Linked DNA regions of Homo sapiens: region 2 is linked to region 1. Evidence: chromatin loops called from intact Hi-C (ENCODE). Cell type or tissue: CD14-positive monocyte. All regions are shown on one strand. Links, peaks and the distances in the headings refer to the core of each region. The heading gives the core; the rest is flanking DNA. Region 1 has its middle 54 kb from the start of MED13L. Region 2 has its middle 7.3 kb from the start of MED13L.

Region 1 (5,378 bases), core at 73-5,072:
TGAATTCTTAGCTCTGGTACTTAACAGCTTGAATACTGTGAGCCTCAGCTTATCCATCTGTGAAATGGGACTAGGACAGCGACTATCTAACACCTAGGGCATGACACTTATTAAACAGATGTTCCTAACTAGAATGTTGGGCAATGAACAGTATGTATGTGTGTGTGTGTGTGTGTGTGTGTGTGTGTGTGTGTGTATGTTAGCTCACTGTGGGTGCTTTCTTGATACATTCAATTCTTTCTCAATTAGGCAGGTATTGCTATTGTAATTAGGAACAAAGTCATTAACATAAAAAATAAAAGGCATAATAGTTTAGAGAGGAACCCCAGGAATATTATTCAACATCAGAAATGTCATCAGGACAGAAGGAATGTCAACTGTGTGCTAATTTGCCACGCAAATTTTGCTCTCGGAGTCGTCTGTTTCAAATCATGTTGTGGCATTTCTGTTCCTCTTTTTCTTAAGGACTTGTTCCAAGAATTAAAACAATTTTTTTTCTTTAATAAAAGAAAAAAGGAAAACCCCCAAACTTCAAGCCATGTGGGTGAGTGCAATTTGCAGAAAATATTTCCAAAATGTTGTAGCCAATATAGGCCATGTTTTAAACCTCAGATATCTAAGCAAATATCTAAGTTTTGCTTATAAACCATATGAAGTCCCTCAGTTTGGTAACACCTTGCTTGTTGGAAATTATTTAGAGGGAAGGTTCCAGGGACATTCATTGGTTTTGCCGGCCCAGTCTCCAATCCCCCTCACCTCCCAATCCCATCATCTGGCATCTGAACCTGGATATTTATCTGGGAAACTACCTCCTTCCATCTAGAAGCGTGATTCAATGGGGCCCACCCATGTCTTGGTTTGACTCAGTTCTGACCAATAAGACTATTACATTGTTCTGGCCACCAGGATTGGCTCGAGGGTGGGCATGTAACCCAAGCTAAGGCAATCAGAGTCAAGGAATCTTAGCCCTGGGATTCTTGCTAGAGTTATTGACAAGTAGATGCTCTCTTTCCACTGGGGCGCTAGGTGATGGTGTACGAGGCTGAAACTGCTAGAAACAGTTTTAACACCATTTAGAGAAAGCCTGCTTAAGAATGGAACAAACACAAAGGAAGAAAAGCCAAGAAATGGACACAGTCAGATTCCTGCTGATAGCCTTTAAGCACAGAGTTTCAGCCATGCCTAATGCTCGAAAACACTCCTCTCTGTGTAAGCCAATTTGAATTGGTTTTCTGTTGCTTACAACTGAAAACGTCCTGACTACTACAGAAGATCAGTCTGAAGTGGCAAAAACATTAATTCCATTATATGTTCCAAGAGCCAACAGTGTGTACAGTATTTCAGGTGCTAATGACTCATTCAGTGTCTCTTAAGTGGAGCTCCTCCAGAACTGGCTTCAGAGGACACCTAAGAGCCCTTTGTAATTAGCTCATTAAAGGAGCTCTGGCAAAGTGGTTGTCAACTTGCTTGAAAACAGTCATCTTGGCTGGGCGCGGTGGCTCACGCATTTAATCCCAGCACTTTGGGAGGTCGAGGCGGGTGGATCACCTGAGGCCAGGAGTTCAAGACCAGCCTGGCCAACATGGTGAAACCCCATCTCTACCATAAATACAAAAACAAATTAGCTGGGCGTGGTGGCGCATGCCTGTAGTCCCAGCTAATCAGGAGCCTGAGGCAGGAGAATTGCTTGAACCCTGGGGGTGGAGGTTGCAGCGATCCGGGATCAGGCCACTGCACTCCAGCCTGGGTGACAGAGGGAGACTCTGTCTCAAAAACAAAAAAACAAAAAAACAAAACACAGTCATCTTGAGTAGGCTAAGCCTTTCCCTTGCTACCTCAAATACATGATATGGCTTTGCAAAACGTTTTTCAGCGTTAGCACAAATATAGGCCTACATTCAACCTCTGGCCCAATTAATACAATTCTCACTAAAACGTTTAACCCTTTATTTGTAATCCTTTTACCCGAGCAGAAACAGTAACAGAAACAAAACATTGCAAAGAGGTTGTATTTTAGAGAGAGTGAGAGAGACCAGCCACTGTTATGCTTCATAATGGGTTCTACGGATAATGGTGAAGCTATTTATATTTCATTTTATTATCCTGTTTCCACCCCTTTTGCTGTGTTTAAGAAGCTATAGATTGCCTCTAAATGCTGAGTTCCTGGGCAGTTGTTCTTTTTCTTTTGTCAAAATGTTTTAAAGGATAGTCAACAATCGAAGAAGTCAATTCAAGTTGAAGCGAGCCTTTATTGAATTCCCAGTGATCACAGGTCAGGGCCAGACCTAGAGAAGATGAAAAGATGAGGAACCCTAATTCAAGTTTCCTGGAGATCACTGTCTGGTTAAGGAGATAGGAATGTGGTGTAGTGTGGTAGGCCTAGTCTATCTGCATTCAAATCATGGTTCTGTCACTCTAACCAGGTCCTTGGGCAAGTTCCTGAATCTCTCTGTGCATCCGTTGCTTCATCTGTGAAATGGGAAGGATAATGATAGTACCTACCTAATAGTCATGTTCTGATGACTAAATGAGTTAGTACACAGGAACTTCACAGAAGAATGTCTAGCACTCAAAAAAATGTCAAAGTTGTCTTTCTTTCTTATTTTAATCTGTGTCTGGTTTTGATGTTTCCCCAATACTTCTCAGGTATACCTTGGGATCCAAAATCAGCATGGTGATTTTTGGCGATGGTCACTGTGATGGTTAATATTAATTCTCAACTTGATCGGATTGAAGGATGCAAAGCATTATTCCTCAGTGTGTCTGTTAACATCTGACTGGGAGAGGCGGACCCAACCTCAAACTGGGTGGGCACCATCTAATCAGCTGCCAGCACGGCTAGGATAAAAGCAGCCAAAAGAACATGGAAAGACTAGACTGGCTGAGTCTTCCAGCCTCATCTTTCTCCTGTGCTGGATGCTTCCTGCCCTGGAACATCGGACTCCAAGTTCTTCAGCTTTTGGACTCTTGGACTTACACCAGTGGTTTGCCAGGGGCTCTGGGACCTTTGACCATAGACTGAAGGCTGCCCTACTGGCTTCCCCACTTTTGAGGTTTTGGGACTCAGACTGGCTTCCTGGCTCCTCAGCTTGCAGACGGCCTCTTGTGGGACCTCACCTTGTGATCGTGTGAGTCAATACTCCTTAATAAGCTCCCCTTTATATATACATCTATCCTATTAGTCTTGTCCCACTAGAGAACCCTAATACAGTTACATATATCCCAAAATTCCCTCACAAATCCCATAGGAAGCAGCCACACTGGCCATCCATAGATCATTTCTAAATACAGTAAGTCCTGCCCAGCCAGCTGATCCCACGTTATTATTTGGTTGCGAACCAGATGAAGCTATTTCCTTGTATTTAGAGGTCAAATTGTAGGAGAAATGTTAATCTTTCAATATTGTAAAAACATGCATAAACACTGGACTCCTACTTAGGGCAGCAAAGGGCCACATGGGAAAAGAAGCTGGTGATTCCTGAGACTGGTGAAGGATCAGCCATCTGCAGCTGCCACCCTAACCTCACCCTGGACATGCTCCCATTCCACAGCCTGCAGAAGCAAACTGCCTGTACTTATATTATGCTTGCTTTCTCTTCACAAGCATACGTGACTGAGTCCGTGTACATTAAAGGCTTATGACAATTTTCTGTGTTTAATTTTTTTTCTTTTTTCTTTTTTTTTTTTTTGGAGACAGAGTCTTACTCTGTCCCCCAGGCTGGAGTGCAGTGGTGCCATCTTGGCTTACTGCAACCTCTGCCTTCCGGGTTCAAGCAATTCTTGTGCCTCAGCCTGGGATTACAGGCATGCACCACGCCTGGCTAATTTTTTGTATTTTAGTAGAGACAGTGTTCCACCAGCTTGCCCAGGCTGGTCTCAAACTCCTGAGCTCAGGCAATCCACCCACCTCGGCCTCCCAAAGTGCTAGGATTACAGTCATGAGCCACCGAACCCGGCCCAATTCCCTATATTTAATTCTGCTTCATATTAAGACAGTTTGGAAATGGTAGACATCGGGCCACATTTGGCATCTGGGGTTCCCAACCCACTTTTACCTGGTAAAAATGTTAAAAAGTATGAGAGCTGGAGTTCCAAGCATGAGACTTGAGTCCAAAGCCTGGAACCACAGTTTACCAGGGGGTGACCCAGGGCTGGTCACTTCATCTCCTTCAGCGTTAGTCTCTTCCTATGAAAAAGAGGATCTTGAAAATATTCACCACCGACAGTTGCTGAGAGATGAAGATTAAGTGCACATAGTTGTTAGATTTTAAGTGCATTCATAGCCAGGTGTGGTGTCTCACACCTGTAATCCCAGCACTTTGGGTGTCTGAGGTGGGAGGATCCTTGAGGTCAGGAGTTTGAGACCAGCCTGGGCAACATAGTGAGAACCCATCTCTACAAAAAATAAATTAAAAAAAAAACTAGAGGCCAGGCGCGGTGGCTCACACCTGTAATCCCAACACTTTGGGAGGCTGAGGCGGGTGGATCATGAGGTCGGGAGATCGAGACCATCCTGGCTAACACGGTGAAACCCCATCTCTACTAAAAAATACAAAAAAAATTAGCCAGGCGTGGTGGTGGGTGCCTGTAGTCCCAGCTACTTGGGAGGCTGAGGCAGGAGAATGGCGTGAACCCAGGGGGTGGAGCTTGCAGTGAGCTGAGATCATGCCACTGCACTCCAGCCTGGGCAACAGAGCCAGACTCCGTCTCAAACCAACCAACCAACCAAACAAACAAACTAGAATCGGCCGGGCGTGGTGGCTCACGCCTGCTATCCCAGCACTTTGGGAGGCCTAGATGGGCGGATCACCTGAGTTTGGGAGTTCGAGACCAGTCTGAACAATATGGAGAAACTCCATCTCTACGAAAAATACAAAATTAACCAGGTGTGGTGGCGTGCGCCTGTAGTCTCAGCTACTAGGGAGGCTGAGGGAGGAGAATTGCTTGAACCCAGGAGGCAGAGGTTTCAGTGAGCCGAGATTGTGCCATTGCACTCCAGCCTGGGCAACAGGCTAAAACCACGTCTCAAAAAAAAAAAAAAACAAAAAACTAGAAAGTGCATTCACGTATTATTTAGTATCTCGACAAATTTAGCATGGTACCAAGGTCTAAGTGAGTCTAAGAGACTAAGTCTAAGGGTTTAAGTCAGTCCCTGACCTCAAGAAGCACCCAGCTATATGGAGAAGGTGTCATAGCAAATGTATAATGCCACTATGATATGGCAAGCATGATCACCATTATTTCAGAGTAACTGCCAATACTCCAGTCTTTTTGTAGCTTCAAATAAAATGATCTGTTTTGTTTTGACAGTTAGTTAATACATGTTTGGACCACTTGTGTTATATATTTTGGAAGAGAAACACAATTTGGGTTATATA
Region 2 (5,378 bases), core at 166-5,165, 47 kb after region 1:
AACCGTTGTGAAATGCTGGTAGCAAATCCCCATAACACAACTTGCTAACATTTACAGAACCTGTTGTGATTAAGTGGGAAGCAAGCTACTGAAAAATCTACAACAAGAAGTCAGCAAAGTAAGATCAAGAGACTATAAAGTAAACAATATATAGAGAATGAAATGTAATTTATTTCCTTGGGGAAGCGATCTGTACCGACAGCAGCAACAGAGTGACTCTATACACAAACTCCATTTCCATCCACGATAGACTCTTGCAGTCAGCGCATCTGAAAATAGAGAAATTGTGCTCACAATTTAAAAAACCAATTGATGATGATTCTCCAACATCCTAAGAGTTTGGCAGTCCACCTTTTTTTTTTTTTTTTTTTTTTTTTTTTTTTTTTTTTTTTTTTTTTTTTTTGAGACGGAGTCTCGCTCTGTCACCCAGGCTGGAGTGCAGTGGCATGATCTCGGCTCACTGCAAGCTCCGCCTCCCGGGTTCACGCCATTCTCCTGCCTCAGCCTCCCATGTAGCTGGGACTACAGGCGCCTGCCACCACGCCCAGCTAATTTTTGTATTTTTAGTGAGATGGGGTTTTACCATGTTGGTCAGGCTGGTCTCGAACCCCTGACCTCGTGATCCACCCGCCTCGGCCTCCCAAAGTGCTGGGATTACGGGCGTGAGCCACCGCGCCCGGCTTGGCAGTCCATTTTAAGAAGGGAAAACTGAGACCCAAGCAGGAGAGGTGAGCTCCCCTGCTTGCATCACCTTTGATGAGAATTTAGTACCCACGTGACTAGAGAAGCCCAAGAAACCTGTCACTGGGGCAAAGGGAAGACAAAGGGATGACTTGAATTTCACGTGTGGTGTTTTGTTTTTGTTTTGTTGTTTTTTGAGATAGAATCTCGCTCTGTTGCCCAGGCTGGAGTGCAGTGGTACAATCTCGGCTCAGCAACCTCTGCCTCCTGGGTTCAATGCCTCAGCCCCCCGAAGAGCTGGAATTACAGTCATGCGCCACCACGCCCGGCTAATTTTTGTATTTTTAGTAGAGATGGGGTTTCACCATGTTGGCCAGGCTGGTCTCAAACTCCTGGCCTCAAGTGATCCGCTCGCCTCAGCCTTCCAAAGTGCTGGGATTACAGGTGTGAGCCACTGCGCCTGGGCAGGGGTGCTTTTAAATAAAAGATCTGTTGCAGAAAGCAAGATCTGGCCCCGGGGGCAGGGACCCAGCCAGCAGGAAGCCAGTACACCTGTGCTTGAGAACAAGAAATGTCTTCTTGGCCGGGTGCGGTGGCTCAGCCCGTAATCCCAGCACTTTGGGAGGCCGAGGCAGGCGGATCACAAGGTCAGGAGATCGAGACCATCCTGTGAATGGCGAAACCCCGTCTCCACTAAAAATACAAAAAAAAAAAACATTAGCCGGGCTTGGTGGCGGGTGCCTGTGGTCCCAGCTACTCGGTAGGCTGAGGCGGGAGAATGCCGTGAACCTGGGAGGCGGAGCTTGCAGTGAGCTGAGATTGCGCCACTGCACTCCAGCCTGGGCGACAGAGTGAGACTCTGTCTCAAAAAAAAAAAAAAAAAAAAAAAAAAAGAACTGTCTTCTCAGGCCTGAGGACTCAAGGTGCCAGAGAGTTTGGAGGAACTGTGTGTGATCCCTGGAGGATGGTGGCCTTTGTCTAACATGCCAGGACCTGGATATGGGTACTCAAAGAGGAGTATTGCCAGGGTAGGGTGGCTAGATCAGTTGCCTTCCTACCCATCCAGACCTTGCTGAAATCCCTAATTAAGGCCACCGTTAAAGAGACATTTGTCTTCCTTACAAAGCCCCTCTGGGAGCCTGGGCGCTTAGACCTGGCCTGGGGCATAGAAAACAGAAAGGGTGAGATGTTCTGGCAGAGTTGGCAGAGAAGTTGGCATCTTCCCTACCAGAGTGAGACCTGGCTCAGGGCCACCTGGACAGCCCCTTACTTTCATGAGCCTTGAACTCACACTTACACACCCCTGGAGAAAAAAAGTTAGAGAATCTACACCTCATGAACACTCTCCTTTTCTTTTCTTTTCTTTTTTCTTTTCTTTTCTCTTTCTTTCTTTCTTTCTTTCTTTCTTTCTTTCTTTCTTTCTTTCTTTCTTTCTTTCTTTCTTTCCTTCTTTCCTTTATTTCTTTCTTTCTTTCTTCTTTCTTTCTTTCTCTCTCTTTCTTTCTTTCTTTCTTTTAAAAGACAGAGTCTCATTCTGTAACCCAGGCTGTAGTGCCATGGCACGATCTCACTCTCTTTTCTTAAAAATGATTTTGTTCCCCTAAAACCTGAGTTGGCTGTTGTACATTGGGACCATTCAGGTTTCTGGTGTATGTGTGTGTGTGTGTGTATATATATGTCTGTCCAGAGAAAGCAGAATTTAGTTCCAGGTGACACATTTCACCACCTGTGATGGCCATAGCCTGCAATGTGTAAGAAACTTAGTGGAGGCCAAAAAAAGTATAAATATAGAAATATAGTTCACCCCTTTTTTGGTCAAACAGCAGCAGTGTCATCAAAGAAAAATATCAGGGGACACTGTTCAGAACTTCCTTAGGCTTTATGATGGGCTATTTGAAAGCAATTCATTGTGGGCTACTAGAATCAGCATTACCCCAGGCAAAGAGGCCTTCTTAAGTGTACAAAAGGTGTAGGCAAAATGCCACTAAATCCAGTTAAATTAATCTCATTGGAACTGCTAGCAACTCAAATAATTGCTTAAATTACTTCTTTGGTGGTGTTTCTTGGAGTTCGTCCTCCTCCTTTGTTTTATAAAAAGGAGCTCTGGAGGTTAATGATAAAGCTGACATGTATTAACACTTACTATGTATCAGGCAGGTACCAAGTGCTTTGTGTACAGTAACTCACTGAATGGCCACAATAGTTCTAGGAGGCTGGTATGAACATGACCTTGCTTTAGGGATGAGAAAAGCCAGGTACAGAGAGTTTAAATCACAGCCCAAGGTGGTCAGAAGAGTAATGGCAGAGCTGGGATTTGAACCAGGTCTTGTCCAGCTCTAAAGCACTTGCTCTTACTCATGCCTCAACCAGTGACCTGCAGACACTGCCTCTCCAAATCGGCGATAACTGCTGTTGTTTTTACTTCATCCTCTATACTGTCTTAGGGGAGAGGTTGGAACAATTAGGAAATCCTTAGTGGTTATGAGCAAAACTGTTATTGCCCAAGACAGCGTAGCTCGATTGGTATAAAACCATTTAAGAGGAGACTTGAAACATCTCAACTTAAAAATTGAATTATGAAAGGGAATGAAAAGTATCAGCCTACCGCATGAAAGATGTTCAGAAAATCTTTATGCAATTATGGAATGAATTATCTTGTCCATGCCAGGAGAGAGTGACCAAAGACCAGGTTCTGTCATTGTGCCAAGCTTCTTATTGGTCTCATTGGAACTGAACTTGGTTCTCTTTTGTTTTAAGCTGCTAACAGCAAACAACTCAAGAGGAAATGCAGATGGTTGCAATGCCTAAGAGAAGATCAACCTCACTAGAGTTTCAGGGAAAGCAAATGCAGGCTGGGCACGGTGGCTCACATCAGTAATCCCAGAACTTTGGGAGGCCGAGGTGGGCGGATCACTTGAGGTCAGGAGTTTGAAACCAGCCTGGCCAATATGGCAAAAACCCCTCTCTACTAGAACTACAAAAATTAGCCGTGCGTAGTGGTGCACACCTGTAACCCTAGCTACTCGGGAGGCTTAGGTAGGAGAATCTCTTGAAGCCAGGAGGCGGAGGTTGCAGTGACCCAAGATCACATCAGTGCACTCCAGCCTGGGTGACAGAGCGAGATTCTGTCTCAAAAAAAAAAAAAAAAAAAAGCAAACAAACGATACCATTTTTTCACCTATCAGGTTGGCAACAATTTTAAAAGATTTGGCAACATCCAAATGCTGGCAAAATTGTAAGGAAGTGTACACTCTTCCTGTATAGCTCCAGGGACTGTGAAATGTGAATTGCTGCAACCTTTGGGGGAAAGTCTTCTGGCTGTATTTATTAACAATAAAAACACACATTTATTAACAATAAAAAAGCAATCCTATTTTGGGGATTTTATTCCACAGGAATAAAACTGTCGGTACATAAGGATATATGGATAAGGCTATTTATTGCACCCTTATTTAAAGTAGGAAAACACTGGAAAATCCCTGAATGTTCAGGAATAGGGGAATAATTGATAAATTATGGCACAGATGTTCTATGAAACATTACACAACTAATAAAAGAATGAGTTAGATGCAGATATATAGGTCTAGAGGTGTATTTGTGACAAACTATTAAGTGGAAAAAGCAGATTGCAAAGTAATATATGTGACACGATCCCATTTTCATAAAAAGTAAAAAAAAAAAAATTCCCTTAGAAATGTGTCTTTAAGTTGTGTTGGTTGGTATGAGTCTGGAGGAAAGAGAGTGATTATCTACAACCACGTGTGAACTTTGGTTATCTCAGTGGGGTAGAGGGAAGAGTATTCCCCTTTTCTTGGTATATTTTTATAGCTGGCATTCTGTACTTTTGTCATTTGCAATGAAATAAATCCAATAAAGTTTAGGTTATACAGGGAAAAACCCTTCATGTGATATGACTGGGTGATGCTCCTTCCTGTATAAGAATGCACAAGTGGCTGTGAGGGTTATAATGTATTGATCACCACCTTTGGAGTCAGGCACTGTGCTAAGAACTTTCCCTGAGCTATCACTCTGGGAGGTCAATGCACAGGAAGAAATGAGGGTCACAGGGGTTAAATGACCTGCTCGAGGCCGCACAACTAGAGCACGACAGAGCGGAGATTGGAACCCAGGTGTCTCTTATTCTGAAGCGACATTCTTAACTCCTGCAAAATGCTCCCACACTGCAGCTCTGGCAGCTTCCTGCGGTCTTTCTAATAGATGGTTCCTCCTCTGGTCATATTTTTGCTTCCATTTTCTCTCTGCCATTACATTTAGTAACCATGAAAGGGAACTAACCTGTCGTTCTAAGACCTGGGACTTCAGTTGCCCGCTGGGCAGCAGGCAATCTCACAAATGGGGAAACCAAGTCATGAGGATGGTTATCAGGTGCCTTCCACAGAGGGAACTGGACTGCGACAGAGGGAACTGGACTGCGACGTCTGTGAGCTTTGTTCCTTGCTGCTTCCTGTTAGTCAGTTGATGGTTTTGTTTTGTTTTCTTTTAATCTTATCTCCTGAGGTTTCTCATCAACTCCCATTGCTTTCTCTATTGAGTAAGAATTCTGTGGATCTTTATCAGTAATTTCAACCGTGCAGTGTCAAAGAATTTCACTGCTAGAAATGATCTGAAAGATCACCCGAGTTGCTGTTTTCACACACGAGGAAACTGAGGCCCTGAAAGTTTGACTGGCTTGTCCA

The links. Hi-C counts contacts between places; a loop is a spot of excess contacts. Peaks named below come from ENCODE experiments on the same cell type or tissue, not always from the same donor. Only the 100,000 strongest peaks of a DNase experiment are listed, where the experiment ranks them.
Region 2: a loop joins it to region 1, with 4 times the contacts of the local background. A loop is called at or near these places in 8 of 110 quality-filtered maps.

Annotation. Positions count from the first base shown.
Region 1 is chr12:116,329,123-116,334,500 of GRCh38, reverse strand. No RefSeq gene overlaps it. Among named protein-coding and RNA genes, the nearest start is that of MED13L, 54 kb to the right of the region's middle. In CD14-positive monocyte, for the core only: no CTCF peak of the experiment used is centred there; DNase peaks (open chromatin) are centred at 140, 420 and 2,450; H3K27ac peaks cover 1,124 bases.
Region 2 is chr12:116,282,346-116,287,723 of GRCh38, reverse strand. No RefSeq gene overlaps it. Among named protein-coding and RNA genes, the nearest start is that of MED13L, 7.3 kb to the right of the region's middle. In CD14-positive monocyte, for the core only: no CTCF peak of the experiment used is centred there; DNase peaks (open chromatin) are centred at 3,103 and 5,053; H3K4me3 peaks cover 2,719 bases; H3K27ac peaks cover 3,641 bases.